2 separate regions of the Homo sapiens genome follow, and region 2 is linked to region 1. A link is an interaction called in ENCODE POLR2A ChIA-PET data of the cell type or tissue named here. Cell type or tissue: K562. All regions are shown on one strand.

Region 1 (8,000 bases):
GAGACAGCCTCACTTTGTTGCCCAGGCTAGAGTGCAATGGCATGATCATGGCTCACTGCAGCCTCGATCTCCTGGGCTCAGGTGATTCTACCACCTCAGCCCCCCAAGTGGCTGGGACCACAGGCGCACACCATCACCCCAGATAATTTTTTTTTTTGAGACGGAGTCTCGCTCTGTCGTCCAGGCAGGAGTGCAGTGGCGCGATCTCGGCGCACTGCAACCTCTTGCCTCCTGGATTCAAGCGATTCTCCTGCCTCAGCCTCCTGAGTAGCTGGGATTACGGACGCGTGCCACCACACCCGGCTACAGATAATTTTTTTGTATTTTTTGTAGACACTGGGTTTCTCCATATTGCCCAGGGCTGATCTCGAACTTCTGGGCTCAAGGGATCCACAGCGTCAGCTTCCCAAAGTGCTGGGATTACAGGCATGAGCCACCACGTCCACCCCTACATTTTTTTTCTCCCCCCAGATGTATACTTTTAAGTTCTGTTTTTGTTTTTGTTTGTTTGTTTGTTTGAGTCTCACTCTGTCGCCCAGGCTGGAGTGTGGTGGCACAATCTTGGCTCACTGCAACCTCCGCCTCCTGGGTTCAAGTGATTATCCTGCCTCAGCCTCCCAGGTAGCTGGGACTACAGGCATGTACCACCACACCTGGCTAATTTTTGTATTTTTAGTAGAGACTGGGTTTTTCTGTGTTGGCCAGCCTGGTCTCGAACTCCTGACCTCAAGTGATCTGCCTGCCTCAGCCTCCCAAAGTGCTGGGATTACAGGTACAAATTGCTACACCCGGCCTGTATACTTTTAAATTCTTTAGTGTAGGGCCTCTGTCTTGAGTGCTTATCAGCTTTTCGCTGGTGAAGTGGGTTGGCCAGGATAAAAAGTATCATCAAGATGCCATTTCTCTCTTCTTCCCCATCCCAACTCCCAGAGCTGATCTGTCTCCCTGCTCCAGGCTTTCATGCCCTGTTTTGATTACTGTCAGCTTTCCAGAGTGAAGGGATCTCTCTTTTAAGTGTTAGCTCCTGAAATAATGATCTGAGAAAAGGGATTTTTGTTTGAAGGGACCATGCTTTTTTTTTTTTTTTTTTTGGACATAATTTACCTACCAGAGAAAAGAAAAACTTCACCTTTAAAAAGAATATAATTTAGTTGTTTTCAGTATATATTCACAAAGTTTTGGAACCACCACCACTGTCTAATCCCAGAACATTTTATTACCTCAAAAAGCAACCCCATTCCCATGAGCAGTCACTCTCCATTTCTTCCCTCCCCCAGCGTGTAGCAGCCAGCCTCTGTGTCCTTTAACAATGTAGAACCAGCCCTACTTGACTCTGAGTGTGCAGGTATTCTTTTGCACTCTTGTTTGCTTACATTTCTGCATGCATTTTACTATTTTGTATCAGGATTTATTTATTTATGTATTACTGTTTGGCATTGATTTCATAACATCAATTTCGAGAGTAATCATTGTTGATTTTTATTTTTTTGGCTGGGTCCGGGTATGTGTCTTCTCATTCTCTTCCTGCATCCTAGATCTTTCTTTTTACTTCTTCCTGCTATTTATTTCTTTAGTTAGTTTTAGAGACAGGGTCTCTGTTGCACAGGCTAGACTGCAGTGATCATAGCTGGGTGATTCTGGGTCCCTTCCTCCCTCAGTTCAGCCTCTCGAGTAGCTGGGACTACAGGCAGGAGCCATCACACCCAGCTAATTTTTAAAATGTTTCGTGTTGATGGAGACTGCTTTCTGTGTTGCCCAGGCTGGTCTGAAACTGGTAGGGGCAAGCCATCCATCTGCGTCAGCTTCCCCAAATGCTGGGATTACAGGTGCGAGCCATCATGCCTGACTTCTTGTGGGTTTTTGATTCTGTGAAGCCATCTCCTTTTCTCTTGAGCCTTGATGGTTTGTACTTAACACTCTCAGCTCCTTCCTGGGCTGCCCTTTAAAATTTGCTTGCTGTGTTCCTTGCAGTTGAGTCTTATCTTTGTTCTTTGTTTATAATGTGTTTATTTTCTTGGGTTTTGAAGGCAGCATTCTGTACCATTTCTCAGCTTAGCTCTTCCCAGAGTTCTGTTGTGTAGGATTTTCTGGGCACATTCTTGTATAATGGAAAGAACATAGAATTCAGAAGAATGAATAAGGGTTAATCCTAGCTCTGTTTTTGGGTGACTGGCTAAGTCACCTCGACTCTATGGTAGGACTTTTAACTATTTTAAAGTCCTATGTAGTTATCATGTTCTAAAAATTAGCATGCAGATAGATAGATAGATAGATAGATAGATAGATAGATAGATAGAGTTTTTTGTTTTTTGTTTTTGTTGTTGTTTTGTTTTGAGACAGAGTCTCGCTCTGTCGCCCAGGCTGGAGTGCAGTAGCGCGATCTTGGCTCACTGCAGCCTCTGCCTCCCTGGTTCAAGTGATTCTCCTGCCTCAGCCTCCCAAGTAACTGGGATTAAAGGCATGCAGCACCATGCCTGGCTAATTTTGTATTTTTAGTAGAGGTGGGGTTTTGCCATGTTGGTCAGGCGGGTCTCGAACTCCTGACCTCAGGTGATCCACCCGCCTCGGCCTCCCAAAGTGCTGGGATTACAGGTGTGAGCCACCGCACCCAGCTTCATAATTTTTATGCCTAATGAAATATAAGGAAAACTGGGCAGGCCTGGTGGCTCACGCCTGTAATCCCAGCATTTTGGGAGGCCAAAGCAGGTGGATCACCTGAGGACAGGGGTTCGAGACCAGCCTGACCACTCTGTCGCTACTGAAAAATATAAAAATTAGCTGAGTGTGGTGGCGGGCACCTGTAATCCCAGCTACTCAGGAGGCTGAGGGGGGAAAATCACTTGAACCCGGGAGGCAGAGGTTGCAGTTAGCCAAGATTGCACCACTGCACTCTAGCCAAGGCGAGATTCTGTCTCCAAAAAAAAAAAGGAAAAGAAATATAAGGAAAACTAATGCAGAGTTTACAGTTATCAACAAAAAGAATAAGAATGATAATGATTATTAAATTTAATTATTTAAGGGCCAGGTGCGGTGGCTCACACCTGTAATCCCAGCACTTTGGGTGGCCAAGGCAGGCAGATCACTTGAGGCGAGGAGTTCCAGACCAGCCTGCCCAACATGGTGAAACCCTGTCTCTACTAAAAATACAAAAAAATTGCGGGGTGCCTGTAATCCCAGCTACTTGGGTGGCTGAGACAGGAGAATTGCTTGAACCTGGGAGGCGGAGGTTGCAGTGACCCGAGGTTGCGCCACTGCATTCCAGCCTGGGTGACAGAGCAGGACTCCATCTCAAAAAAAAAGGTAATTATTTAAAATTATATTAAAATAATGAAAAAAGTGAGATTGGAGATGAAAGTGATAAAAATCTAGATGGCAGTGACACTGTTTGTATTGAATTTATGAAACAAGTTCACGTACCTGTTCATCCAAGTAACCTTATATGTGAGATAAGTATTCTTTACATTTTACAGAGGAAGATACTGAGGTTCAGTGAGGTTAAGATAATTGCCCGAGGTTACAAGCACAGAGCTGTGATACAATACAAGAACTTGAATTCAGGTTTCAGGACTTCCAAGACCAAGGCTTTGTATCTTGACCCAAAATAAAAGTTGAATAGTTTGAAGGTTATTTCTTCAAATATACTCTATCACTTAAGTAGGTTTTCGGGAGTGAGCGAAGACGGCACAAGTTTGAACATTCGTCCTGGAGATCATCTGTTACTCTGAATGTATCGTGGGTTAGTGTTGTGGGCATGGCTGCTATCTGGGGGCAGGTTGAAAAGCTGCCACATTGCCACTGTCATCCTACGGAATACTAGTTAAGCAGAATTATGAGTTCTTGTGAAATTACTCAAATTTTTTATTTCTCAAGTTACAGTGGAAATCTTATTTCTGAAATTTCTTTTCTTTTCTTCCCATATTGTCTCCTCATTTGCACTCTTGAGCAGTAAATACATCTGTTCCAAACACAAGCAAAGACCTAGACAGAGAAATAACTGCCAGAGTCAGTGGCAGTGTTGCAGCTTTTCAACCTGCCCCCAGATAACAGCCACGCCCACAACACTCACCCACTGCATATTCAGAGTAACAGATGATCTGCAGGACGACTGCTGAAACTCCTGCTGCCTTCACTCACTCCAGAAAACCTACTGAAGACCTGAGGAATGGAGGACTAGATTGAAGAATTGGGAAGTCACTGAGAACCAAGGCAGTGCCTCTGTCATTCTCTGTGGAGCAGCAGGCCTTGTTTCTGCAGTCCAGATCTGTCTACTACTTGGCTCCTCTCTGCAGAATGAAGTCTGGGTGCATGTGGCCCATCCCAGCATTCCCAGTTATGCAACCAGATACTCTTCTGCCAGCCAGCCTGGCCCCTTGGAGTCTCTGTGCTCCAGCTCCAGGCTGTCTGAGAAGAGGAGCTAGTTGGCCCAGCTCTACCTTAGAATGGATTCTTGTCTGGGCTGGGTAGTACCTCATCAGCTGTGGCCAGGAGCAATACTCTCAACAGCACAGACAAAAGGGGACAGATCCCTATTGGGTAAAGGTGATGTGGGCTGGGGTAAGTACCCTGAGAGGTGTCTGTCACAGAAAACTGCCTGAGAGAACTTTGTCAAAGTTCTGGGCTCCACTCTCCAGGGGTTTTGTTCAGTCAATAGGTATAAAATAGAAACTAAGTGTCCACTTGTTTAAAAAGCTCCCTGGATGAGTCTGATGCCTCTTCAGATTTAGAAATCACTTTACTCTAATACGTGTAAATAAATTAATATGTATTTGTGTTTGCATGAGGAAATAATGGAAAGATAAGCAACTAATAAAAATGGGTAATGGGTGGAGATTGATGAGGCTGTTGAGGATGAGGGAGCAGGTTCTTTCACACACACACACACACACACACACACACACACATTTTAACCAACTTAAAAATTTAAAGAAACACTTCAGCTTAACAATTAGAAATCAGATTCAAAACAATGATTTTAAAATTGAAGATACTGAGGTCCAGAAGGTGCACTGTATCTGGGACCAGGTTTCTCATCTGTGAAGTAATTCCAGTTTTTGGTATCAGTCACTTAAATGTAATTTATTTTTTCTCATCAGCATAATCCCATAGAAGTTCATACTGGTAGGCAGGAGAAGAAGGGAATAGATCCCAAAGGGAATTGGAAGAATTTGGGTTCTATTGCTTTGTCTTTGTTCTGTAGAGAAGGTACTTCCACAGTAGACCCAAAACCATGAGATATGGGCCCAGGACAAAGTGAGCTGAGAAGAAAAGGGTTGGTGCAGTGACTCTCCATCTTAGTTGAACTTTAGAATCACCTGGGGTCCTTTACAAAATAAAATCCCAATTCATACACACATATACACACAGTCTAGGACAGTTATTCTTAGGGTTTTTTTTGTTGTTTCGAGACAGGGTCTTCCTCAAACTCCTGGGCTAAAGCAGTCCTCCTGCCTTAGCCTCCCAAATAGCTGGGATTACAGGTGTGAGCCACTGCATTTGGCTCGTCTGATTTTTTTGTTTTTGTTTGTTTGTTTGTTTGCTTGAGATGGAGTTTTGCCCCTGTTGCCCATGCTGGAGTGCAGTGGCGCAATCTTGGCTCACTGCAACCTCTGTCTCCCAGGTTCAAGCGATTCTCCTGCCTCAGCCTCCCAAATAACTGGGATTACAGGCGCTTGCCATCGTGCCCAGCTAGTTTTTTGTATTTTTAATAGAGATGGGGTTTCATCATGTTGGCCAGGCTGGTCTCCTGACCTCAGGTGATCCATCCGCCTCAGCCTCCCAAAGCACTGGGATTACAGGCGTGAGCCGCTGCACCTGGACTTGTCTGAGTTTTTTCATGATTAGAATGAGATTATGCATTTTTAAGTGTGTTGTGCTCTTCTCAGCACATCATATCTGAGAATTCATGATGTTGCTGTGTCTTAGATGTTAATCATTTGGTTAAGGTGGTGGTATCTGCCTGTTTATCCTTTTACGACTATTATCGTAGACATCTTAGGGGATGTACTCTGAGACTGTGATCAATTTTACTCACTGATTTTAGCATCCATCCATGGGTCTTGTCTGAAACTTATTATTGTGGTTTTTGCCTAATTCTGATTTTTTTCCCCAATTTCCTTCATTCCTTCTGTATTAATTGGAGTGCATCTGTAAGGAAGAACTATCCTCCCTCTCATTTATTCACTTATTTATATAGGTGTGGATGCATGGATATGTGTTTTATTCTATGGATTTAGTCTAATACTGTGATTTATTTTGTTGCTCAGATTGTTACAATTTCAACTTTAGTTTGCTCTTTCAGGTTGGCCTCTAGGCCCTTTCAATATGCTTTTGTATTTTTTTTTTTTTTTTTTGAAATGGAGTTTCGCTCTTGTTGCCCAGGCTGGAGTGCAATGGTGCAATCTTGGCTCACTGGAACCTCCACCTCCCGGGTTCAAGTGATTCTTGAACCTCAGCCTCCTGAGTAGCTAGGATTACAGATGCCCGCCACCACGCCTGGCTAATTTTTTTATTTAGTAAAGGAATTTATTTAGTAAAAGAGGAGTTTCACCATGTTGGCCAGGCTGTTCTCAAACTCCTGACCTCAAATGATCCACCCACCTCGGCCTCCCAAAGTGGGATTACAGCCTGGCTGTCAATATGCTTTTAAGTGTGCTCATTGCTACTGGGTGTCACTGCTTCTAAGTCTTCTCAGCAGACAGAACTAGGAAAATAGGCTTATGTATACTCAGCTACATATTACACATGTATCTATGTTTATTTCTGTGTATGTCTGTGTATATGTTAGAAATTATGAGTTCATACTGATATCTCATTCTAATCCAACACTGTGTGGTTTATTTTAGCCTTCCCTCTTATTTGTAATTATTTTGCCAACCTGGCTGTCATTATCCTTCATTTTTTTAAACTTACTTTTTCAGTCAGTACCACTGTCTACATGAATTAGTGTCAGAATTGCTAACTCACATCTTTGTGAGAAACAAATTTACTTACTAGGTAGCAGCATTTGTGTTACAGTTCTTTATGCCTTTAGCTTTACAATATCCAGTCAAAATAGGTTTTCAAAGTTTCTTCCTCATGCCCTTCAGTGTGGTTATGTTATTCCTTTGTAACGCAGTTAGATTCACTTGTTACTGTTTGTATTCTGGGTTCTTTAATTTTTTTGGTATGCGCTACATTACTCTGGTTTTGAGTCATCTATACACAAAGATATACTCAGAGAAATATCACTCCTTCCTTATCCCTACCATCCATTCCCATTTCGTTTTATCCCTTTCCCACCTATCCCCTGTAGGTAGCTGATCTCTTTAGTTTCTGGTTTATCCTTCCTGTATTTCTTTTGTACAAATAAGCAGATATATGTATATGTTCTTATTGCCCATTTCTTATATGAAGGATAGCATAGTCTAAATCTTGTACTTTGGTTTTTTCACTTAACAATATATCTTGGAATTCATTCTGTGTCTGTTCTTAGACATCTTAGAATGATTTTCATTCATTTTTACTGCTGCATAGTACTCCATGTGGATATAACATAGTGTCTTCAGTCTCCTCCAATGTGTGGGCATTTAGATTGTTTCCAGTATTTTGCAATTACAAATAGTGCTACTGTGGATAATCTTGTACATATGTTTTTTCATATCATTGGAGGTGTACCTTCAGAGTAGATTCTTAGAAGTAGGATTGCTGGGTTAAAAGATGTACACATATATAATTTTGTTAGGTATTGCCCAGTTCCCCTCCAGAAGAGTTGTACAGTTTGCATTCCCACCAGCCATATATGAAAACTACCTGCATATGTTTTAAAACACATACAGATGAATGATTATCAGTTTTGTTTAGGGTCTTCCTTTCCTTCTGCAATTCCTCTTCTATCATGACAGGTTGCAAAAGAAACTAACTGCAACTTTTTCATGAAAAGAAGTAAAATTAGTTTTCCAGAGCTGACTGAAGATTTTCTTACTGGCATTTTAAAGTTATAATTATGTATTACATTTTTCCAC
Region 2 (8,000 bases), 1.4 Mb after region 1:
TGTAGGGCCGCTCGCCCGTGTGGATGCGCTGGTGCACGTTGAGGGACGAGTGGCAGCTGAAGGCCTTCCCGCACTCGCCGCAGAAGAAGGGCTTCTCGCCGGTGTGGATGCGCCGGTGCTCCAGAAGGTTGGTGCTCCAGGTGAAGGCCTTGCCGCATTCATCGCACTTGTAAGCCTTCTCCCGGCTGTGCCAGCGCCGGTGCAGCGTGAGGGAGGAGCTCTGGCGGAACGCCTTCCCGCACTCGCCGCACACGAACTCGCCCTCCCCGGCGCCCGCCCCGCGCTGCCGGCGCACCTGGGGGAACTTTTCTGGCTCACTTGGCGTGGAGGCGTTTTCCCCTGCACACAGTCTCGCGGGGGCCTTGGTTCTGCCCTCAGTGGCCTGGACGTTCTTGCGTGTGTCCAGCAAGGGTCCCCCCTCGGGAACGCGTTGCTGGGCGAAGAGGGGACACCTGAGGGGGAATTCCTCTACAGGGACGTCCCAGACCATGGCAGGTGCGGGCGCCCAGGGCGCAGCCTGACTCCTCTGCAGAGCACCTGCCTGGCGCCCCCACGCCTGCGCCCCGCCGAGGGGCCGCTCCATGATGGGCTCCTGGGCCGGTTCTTCTTTGCAAATGCCCTGCTGTTGAGAGGGCACCGCCTTCAGCTCCCATTCTGTAAGATATTGAAAATGATTTTCTGTGAGCAAGCGGAAACCTGGCCTAGAATTCAGATTTGAGAATTGGCCTGGAGATGCAGATAAGCCCAGAAAAGAGAGGAGAGGCCACCAGGGCCAAGGCTGGAAGGTGCAGGCAGAGAGAAGGGAGCGCCCAGGATGAGATGGGCAAGCAAGAGCGGGAAGAAGGGAGAGGAAGAACACGGAAGGAGCTACCAGAGAGCAAAGACCGGGAGAGGCGGAGAAGCCAAAGGAATCCCGGAAGGAACAGCTACAAGCACCAAGGGGGCTGAGAAAGGGGCAAGCTTGGGAGCTGTTGATGAGGATTACACTCATTCACGGACACGTCGGCTGACCGACTGCTCTGTATCAATACCATGGCAGGTGCTCGCAATACACAGGACAAATACATGTTTTTTGTTTGTTTGTTTGTTTTGAGACCGAGTCTCGCTCTGTCGCCCAGGCCGGAGTGCAGTGGCGCGATCTCGGCTCACTGCAAGCTCCGCCTCCCAGGTTCACGCCATTCTCCGGCCTCAGCCTCCCGAGTAGCTAGGACTAACAAATGAATTAAAAATTGTCTGTGGTGCCAAAAGGAAAAAAGGGCTCCCCACACCCCAGCGCTTCCCTTTAGAACACTGGGAATTGCAAATGCTTTCTCTGTCTCGAGACGCATGCAAACCTTTTCAGAAGCAAAATGAGCCTAGTCCAAGAGTCGAGTCCAAGATGTAACTTCCTGCTTGTCAAAAAGCTACAAGAGGCTGGGCGCGGTGGCTCATACCTGTAATCCCAGCACTTTGGGAGGTCAAGGTGGCGGATCACTTGAGCCCAGATCAAGACCAGCCTGGGTAACACAGTGAGACCCCTCTACAAAAAATACAAAATTAGCCAGGAATGATGGTACCTGTCTATAGTCCCAGCTACTCAGGAGGCTGAGGTGGGAGGATCACCTGAGCCTAGGGAGGTTGAGGCTTCGAGCTATGATCATGCAACCGCACCCCAGCCTGGGCAATAGAGGGATACCCTGTCTCAAAAAACAAACAAACAAACAAAACCCAAAAAGCTGTACTCTTCCTTTAGGTGAAGACAGTTGCCCTGTGTGCTGGGTTGGATGTGTCTCCTCTGTCAAAGGGGGAGGTTTCTTTCTCTCCTGTACACCACATCTGGTTAAACACTTATTCAATAAGAAGGCTTTCTTTCTTTTCTATCTCTATAGCAAGGTTTTCTGAGCTGGCAGGAGATTTTATTTCTAATTCTGTCCTCCCCAGGCTTAAAAGGGAGCAGTCTAGTGCAGCGGGCAGAGCTGCATGGTGGTGCTGCCTGTGGCCCCAACACATGCAGAAGAGCAGGGCAAGTGGAACTGGCCATGGCACACATGGCAGGTAGCCAGGTGGAGAGTGAACAGCATGTGCAGAAGCTCAGAGGTGAGACAGTAAGATGAAGACAAGACACGCAGAGGCAGGAAGGCTGAGAGGTGACCCTGGCAAGGTGGATGGGTTCGAGGTGACCAGATGCCTGACTCAGAGGGCAGCCGGGGAAGAAAGGCCTTTTGCACAGAGGGTGATGTGATCATATGGTGTCTTGACGGGGGGCGGGGGAAGCAGAGGGCGGGGACACAGTCTCGCTCTGTTGTCCAGGCTGCAGTGCAGGGGTGCAATCACAGCTCGCTGCAGCCTCCAACTCCTGGGCTCAAGTGGTCCTCCTGCCTTGGCCTCCCAAAGTGCTGGGATTAGATGTGTGAGTCCCTGTGCCTGGCATAATGGTTTGTCTTGAAGGTGGCTTTGGTGGTGTGTAAGGTGGTTGGAGCCAGCAGTTAGGGAGGCCAGTTAGGGAGGCCATCTGAATAATTCAGGTGAAAAATGGCAACTTCAGACTGGAACCAAGGCTGTGAAAATGAACAGGAAGCAGCAGATCTAAGAGCCATTTAGGTGCTAAAACTGATGGCCCTAGCTGTTGACTGAAGGTGGCAAGAGAGGAAATGGGGGAGAGGATGAGACCTCAGCAAACACCCAAGCCTGGGTGGATGGTGGAAGCTTTTATAAAGGAGGAGGAAGGGCCAGTTCCAAGTCTGGTTTTAGACATGCAAGCAGAGGCCCACGAGATGGTCAGTGACACAGGGCTGCAGCTCAGCTGGTGTTGCTATAGTGTAGACCACATCCACACCAAGTGAGAGGTAAGAGTCTAGGGAAGTTGCACAGAGCAGAGAGAAGAGGCCCAGGCCAGAAAAAAGTTGTTTTGGCAGCAATAGGGCCAACAACACAGCAGGGCACATTCATCTAAGGGATACTGTGCAATCAGTAAACATCACGTGAGGACGCTCACTATGCCATGGCCAGTGTGGTAGCCAGACTCCGGCGTGAGTGCTGTGCTTCCGAGGGTGCATAAGGCTTTATTTATTTATTTGTTTGAGATGGAGTTTAGCTCTGTCACACAGGCTGGAGTGCAATGGTGCGATCATGGCTCACTGCAACCTCTGCCTCCCGGGTTCAAGCAATTCTCCTGCCTAAGCCTCCAGAGTAGCTGGGATTACAGGTGCTCACCACCACGCCCAGCTAATTTTTTTTTTTTTTTTTTTTTGAGATGGAATTTCACTCTTGTTACCCAGACTGGAGTGCAATGGCACGATCTCAGCTCACCGCAACCTCTGCCTCCTGGGTTCAAGCGATTCTCCTGCCTCAGCCTCCCAAGTAGCTGGGATTACAGGCATGCACCACCATGCCCAGCTAATTTTGTAATTTTAGTAGAGACAGGGTTTCTCTATGTTGGTCAGGCTGGTCTCGAACTCCTGACCTCAGGTGATCTGCCTGCCTCGGCCTCCCAAAGTGTTGGGATTACAGGTGTGAGCCATCACGCCTGGCCACATGTAGCTTTAGAAGTCTATCCGCACACAGAGGAAGGGCCCAGAGGAATCAGTGACATGGTCAGTTATTAGAGAACCGTCATCTCTGGGTGGAAAGATTATGCAGGATTTCAGTAACCTTTCAGCCTCATTTTCAGTATATTCATATATGAATCAAACAAAAATATGAATTTTTTGAAACCTGTAATCTTGTTAAAGAGGACAAAGCAAGCATCAGAGGCTGGGGTGAGAAATAAAGACCAGAAAGCTGGGGCTGCAGCCACTGTTGCAGGTTGGGGCTGGGTGGTATGTGGCAGTGGAGGGGGATGGAGGAGGGGCTGCCTTCCCCGACCCCCGTGTTCTGTGCTCCACAGCTTATCGGCTGCCTTTCCCACAGAAAGGTGTTTCTCGAGCTTTCTAGACACCTAACATGCTCAGCAGTCACTGTCCAATAAATTAAGCCGAATTTACCACTTATTTATCAACCAACTCAGAAGAGAAGTCTACAAAAAGAATGTTGGAGAAGAAAAGCAGACTACCTTCTGCTCAACACCCACCCCAGTCCCCTTTCCCTTACGGAGGGCTGCCATCTTGGCCACAGCCTGGAAGCCCTCGCTGACGTTGACCCTGACCCTGACGCTGATGCTGACCCTAATGCTGATGCTGACTCTGACCCTGACGCTGATGATGGCCCTGACACTGATGCTCACACTGGCCCTGATGCTGATGCTCACGCTGGCCCTGACACTGATGCTGGCTCTGACCCTGACGCTGACGCTGGCCCTGATGCTGATGCTCATGCTGACCCTGACACTGACCAACGCCAGCTGCCCCTTCCCTGGTGGCCCCCTGCCCCCAATCCCACACCCCCGGCTGCCCAGCCAACACCAATGGCTCAATATTTCTATTCCTGCCTCCCCATCCCCATCAGCAGGTGACCATTTGGTCCCAGTGGCCAGGTTTGTTCCCTGTTGTATCCCAGAACAGGTCTCAGCACACAGGCAGTGCTCAGTACGTGCTGAAGGGAGGCAGGCAGGAGGGTCTGGCGGGGGACCTGAAAAGGGGAGATGGAGCCGGGGCAAACTGAGGGAGGAAAATAGGGGCCATAGGAGGAGGTGCCACCAGGGGTGCTGGGGCTGGCACCCTTCCACCTGTGCCTCTGCTCACCTGGACAGGGCCCTCTGGGGACTTCCCTCTGCATGCTCCATGGCTCCTCGCCTCGTTCCAGATGAGAGATCACATCTGGCTTGTGCAGTGGAGGTCCTGCTCGTGGAGAGAAAGTGGGCTGGGCATGCTGCAGCTCTCCAGGCCCAGTCGACCTTACAGGCCGCCCCCTAACAAGGACAATGCCTGTGAAGTGGACACCCTCTCTGGGAACAGGAGGTCCTCTGGGCCAAAAGCAGTGAGGGTCTCAGACTGGAACCCAAATCCCAGTGTATACTCTGAAGACCCCACGTGTGCTGACGTCCTTACTTCATTGCTTGAGGACTGTTCCAGAGCCAGCTGGGCTCCAGGGTCCCACCTTCTTCTCTTCTCTCCCTGCCCCTATCCCAGGACCAGGGGAAACACCAAGCAAGGATGCTACCAGCTCCCACGCTGTCCCTTGGGGACTTCTGGCGTGGCCGAGGCCCCTGGCCATGAGTGCCCCAAGGCACAGGCCTTGCTTCCCACCCCATGATATATCTGGCACCAGGGCCGGCACTGAAGGGATTCTCCTTAATATCTACCATGTAGAAGAAGGCTGACAGCCGACGCCCAGCCTGGGGCTGGGGGGATTTTACCTAGGGCAAGAAGGTTCTGGTAGTTCTCCAACATCACATCCCGGTACAAGGCCCTCTGAGGGGAGTCTAGTTGACCCCACTCCTCCTGGGTGAAGTCCACAGCCACATCCTTGAAACTCACCGATTCCTGAAATGACATATAGGTTCTCACCCAGGACTGATTCTGTGTCCATGGTTCCAAAGGAGCCAGAGATTGATTAAGGACCCTACAAGTAAAGGGTTAACCTCAGGTGACCTTCTCCCATGCCAGAAGGTTGTGCTGTAGACACTGACCATGACTGAATTCGGGGACCAGGGGCAGGGAGGGGGGCTGGGAATTGGCATGCATTCCCACACCACCTTCTAGATTGGGAAAGCAGGTCTGAATAGACACCACAGGGCCCTGGCAACTTGCGGTGGGACCCAGGGGCTGTACATGGCTGTTGTATCAGGCTCTAAGTCCTGGGTGAGATGCTATGCTTCCTGGAGTCAAGAATTTCAAACTTAAAAATTTGAGAGAATATTAATAGTACAAAAATCCCAGCAACTCTATTCAAAGCTCAGTAACGCAAAAGGATCCGATCCCAGACTAGAAACTGTTATTACACTCTAAGGAAGGAAACCTTGTATATATCAGCAAGTTCTGTGCCCCAAGGGACTAAGAGAGGCTACCTGCAGTCCTCACCTGACTGCCTTCCAATCCTTCCTGCCTGCTCCCCCTGGGCCTGGGCATCCTGGCCACCACCCAACTCCAGACTTGCTTTGATCCTTGAAAGGATCAAATAGATGCCAAGTAATTTCACTGCATCCCAGAACAAATCCCAGAAACAAGGAATTCCAAAAACCTACTCAACAAAGTAAAATTCACAATGTCCAGCATCCAATCAAATAACTAAAAGGTGAAAAATATTAATGAAATCAGAGGAATTAAGAGTATATTAGAACAGTATGTGTTTACCTCAAAAGAAGTCATTAAGGGAGGAAATGAGAAACAAAAAAGACATAAGACATAGAAAACTAATAGCAAGGCCGGGTGGGGTGGCTCACGCCTATAATCCCAGCACTTGGGAGGCCAAGGTGGCAGATCACCTGAGGTCAGGAGAATTGCTTGAACCCAAGAGGTGGAGGTTGCAGTGAGCCAAGATTGCGCCACTGCACTCCAGCCTGGGTGACAAGAGCCAAACTCTGTCAAAAGAAAAAAAAAAAAAGGACATGTAAATCCAACCATATTAATAATTACACTAAATGCGAATAGTTTAAACACTCCAATTAAAAGGTGGAGATTGTCAAACTGAATTCAAAAAGCAAGCTACAGAAACCCACTTTACATACAAAGATAGGTTAAAAGTGATAGGATAGAAAAAGATAAACCCTGCAAATACTAATTTAAAAAAAAAAAGCTCAAGTGCCTATAGTAATAGCAAAGTAGATTTCAGAGAGAGGACTATCAGAGACAAAGAGAATATTACATAATGATAAAACAGTTAATTCATTAAGAACTCATAGCAATCCTAAATATAAATGTATCTACTAAAAGAGCTTCAAAATACATAATGCAAAAACTGACAGAACAATTAAAAAACACCATCATTCAACTTGACTTAACTGATATTTACATAACACTCTAACCAACAAAGGCATAATACATATTTTTTCAAGGGCATGTGGAACATTTACCAAGATAAACCACACTCTGGGAAATAAAATAAATCTTGGTAGACTTGAAAGACTTTAAATCACACAAAGTTCATTCTTTGATGACAATAGAATTAAATCAGAAATCCATAATAGAAAGTTATCTGGAAAATGCCCTAAATATTAGGAAATGAAACAACACATTCTGAAATAACATATGGCTGAAGAATACATCACTAGGGAAATTAGAAGCTATTTTGAGCTGAATAAAAGTGAAAATGTGACATAACAAAAGTTGTAGGATATAGTTGAGGCAGTGCTTAGAAATTTACAACGCTGAATGCTATATGAGGAAAAAAGGTATCAAATCAATATCTATGTTTCAATCTTAAGACACTAAAGTAAGTAAAGTAAGTTTCAATCTTAAGACACCAAGGAGATAATAAGGATCAGAAATCTCTGAAATGGAAAACAGAAAATAGAGAAAAATCAATAAAACAAAAAAATTGTTTTTTGAAAAGATCAATAAAATTGACAAACATATATTTACTATATGGCTCAGCAATTTCACACCTAGGTATTTATGCAAGAGAAATTAAAATGCACAGCCATACGTGTACTCAAATATTTATAGCGGGTTTATTTGTAATAGCAAAAGCCTATGAGTAACCTAAATGTCCATCGGCTGGTGAATGGATAAGCAAACTGCGGAGCAGTTTGCTCCATCCAATGGAGCAATGGGATGAAATGTATACCCCTCACCTCAAATTCTTATGTCTCAATGCTTGGTAACTCCGAGAGAGGTTTTTTTTTTTTTTTTTTTTTTTTGAGACATGGTCTCACTCTGTCACCCAGGCTGGAGTACAGTGGTGCAATCTCAGCTCACTGCAACCTCTGCCTCCTGGGTTCAAGAGATTCTCCTGCCTCAGCCTCCTGAGTAGCTAGGACTACAGGCGAGAACTAACGCCCAGCTAAATTTTTGTATTTTTAGTAGAGACAGGGTTTCACCATGTTGGCCGGCTGGTCTTGAACTCCTGACCTCAAGTGTTCCACCCACCTCAGCCTCCCAAAATGCTGGGGTTACAGGCGTGAGCCACTGCACCCGGCCTGGAGA

The links. Peaks named below come from ENCODE experiments on the same cell type or tissue, not always from the same donor. Only the 100,000 strongest peaks of a DNase experiment are listed, where the experiment ranks them.
Region 2: POLR2A ChIA-PET joins it to region 1 with 5 read pairs; 1 of 35 experiments calls an interaction of 5 or more read pairs at or near these places.

The regions. Positions count from the first base shown.
Region 1 is chr22:21,828,868-21,836,867 of GRCh38, reverse strand. The region is part of intron 1 of MAPK1 (mitogen-activated protein kinase 1); the gene reads left to right. Among named protein-coding and RNA genes, the nearest start is that of MAPK1, 35 kb to the left of the region's middle. In K562, no CTCF peak of the experiment used is centred here; a DNase peak (open chromatin) is centred at 4,057.
Region 2 is chr22:20,398,031-20,406,030 of GRCh38, reverse strand. ZNF74 (zinc finger protein 74) reads right to left here. Exons shown (of 5, transcript NM_003426.4): 3 at 5,273-5,399; 4 at 4,659-4,754; 5 at 1-654. Among named protein-coding and RNA genes, the nearest start is that of ZNF74, 7.9 kb to the right of the region's middle. RefSeq lists cis regulatory regions at 649, 916 and enhancers at 565-734, 832-1,001. In K562, no CTCF peak of the experiment used is centred here; DNase peaks (open chromatin) are centred at 407, 2,120, 4,480, 5,948 and 3 weaker places.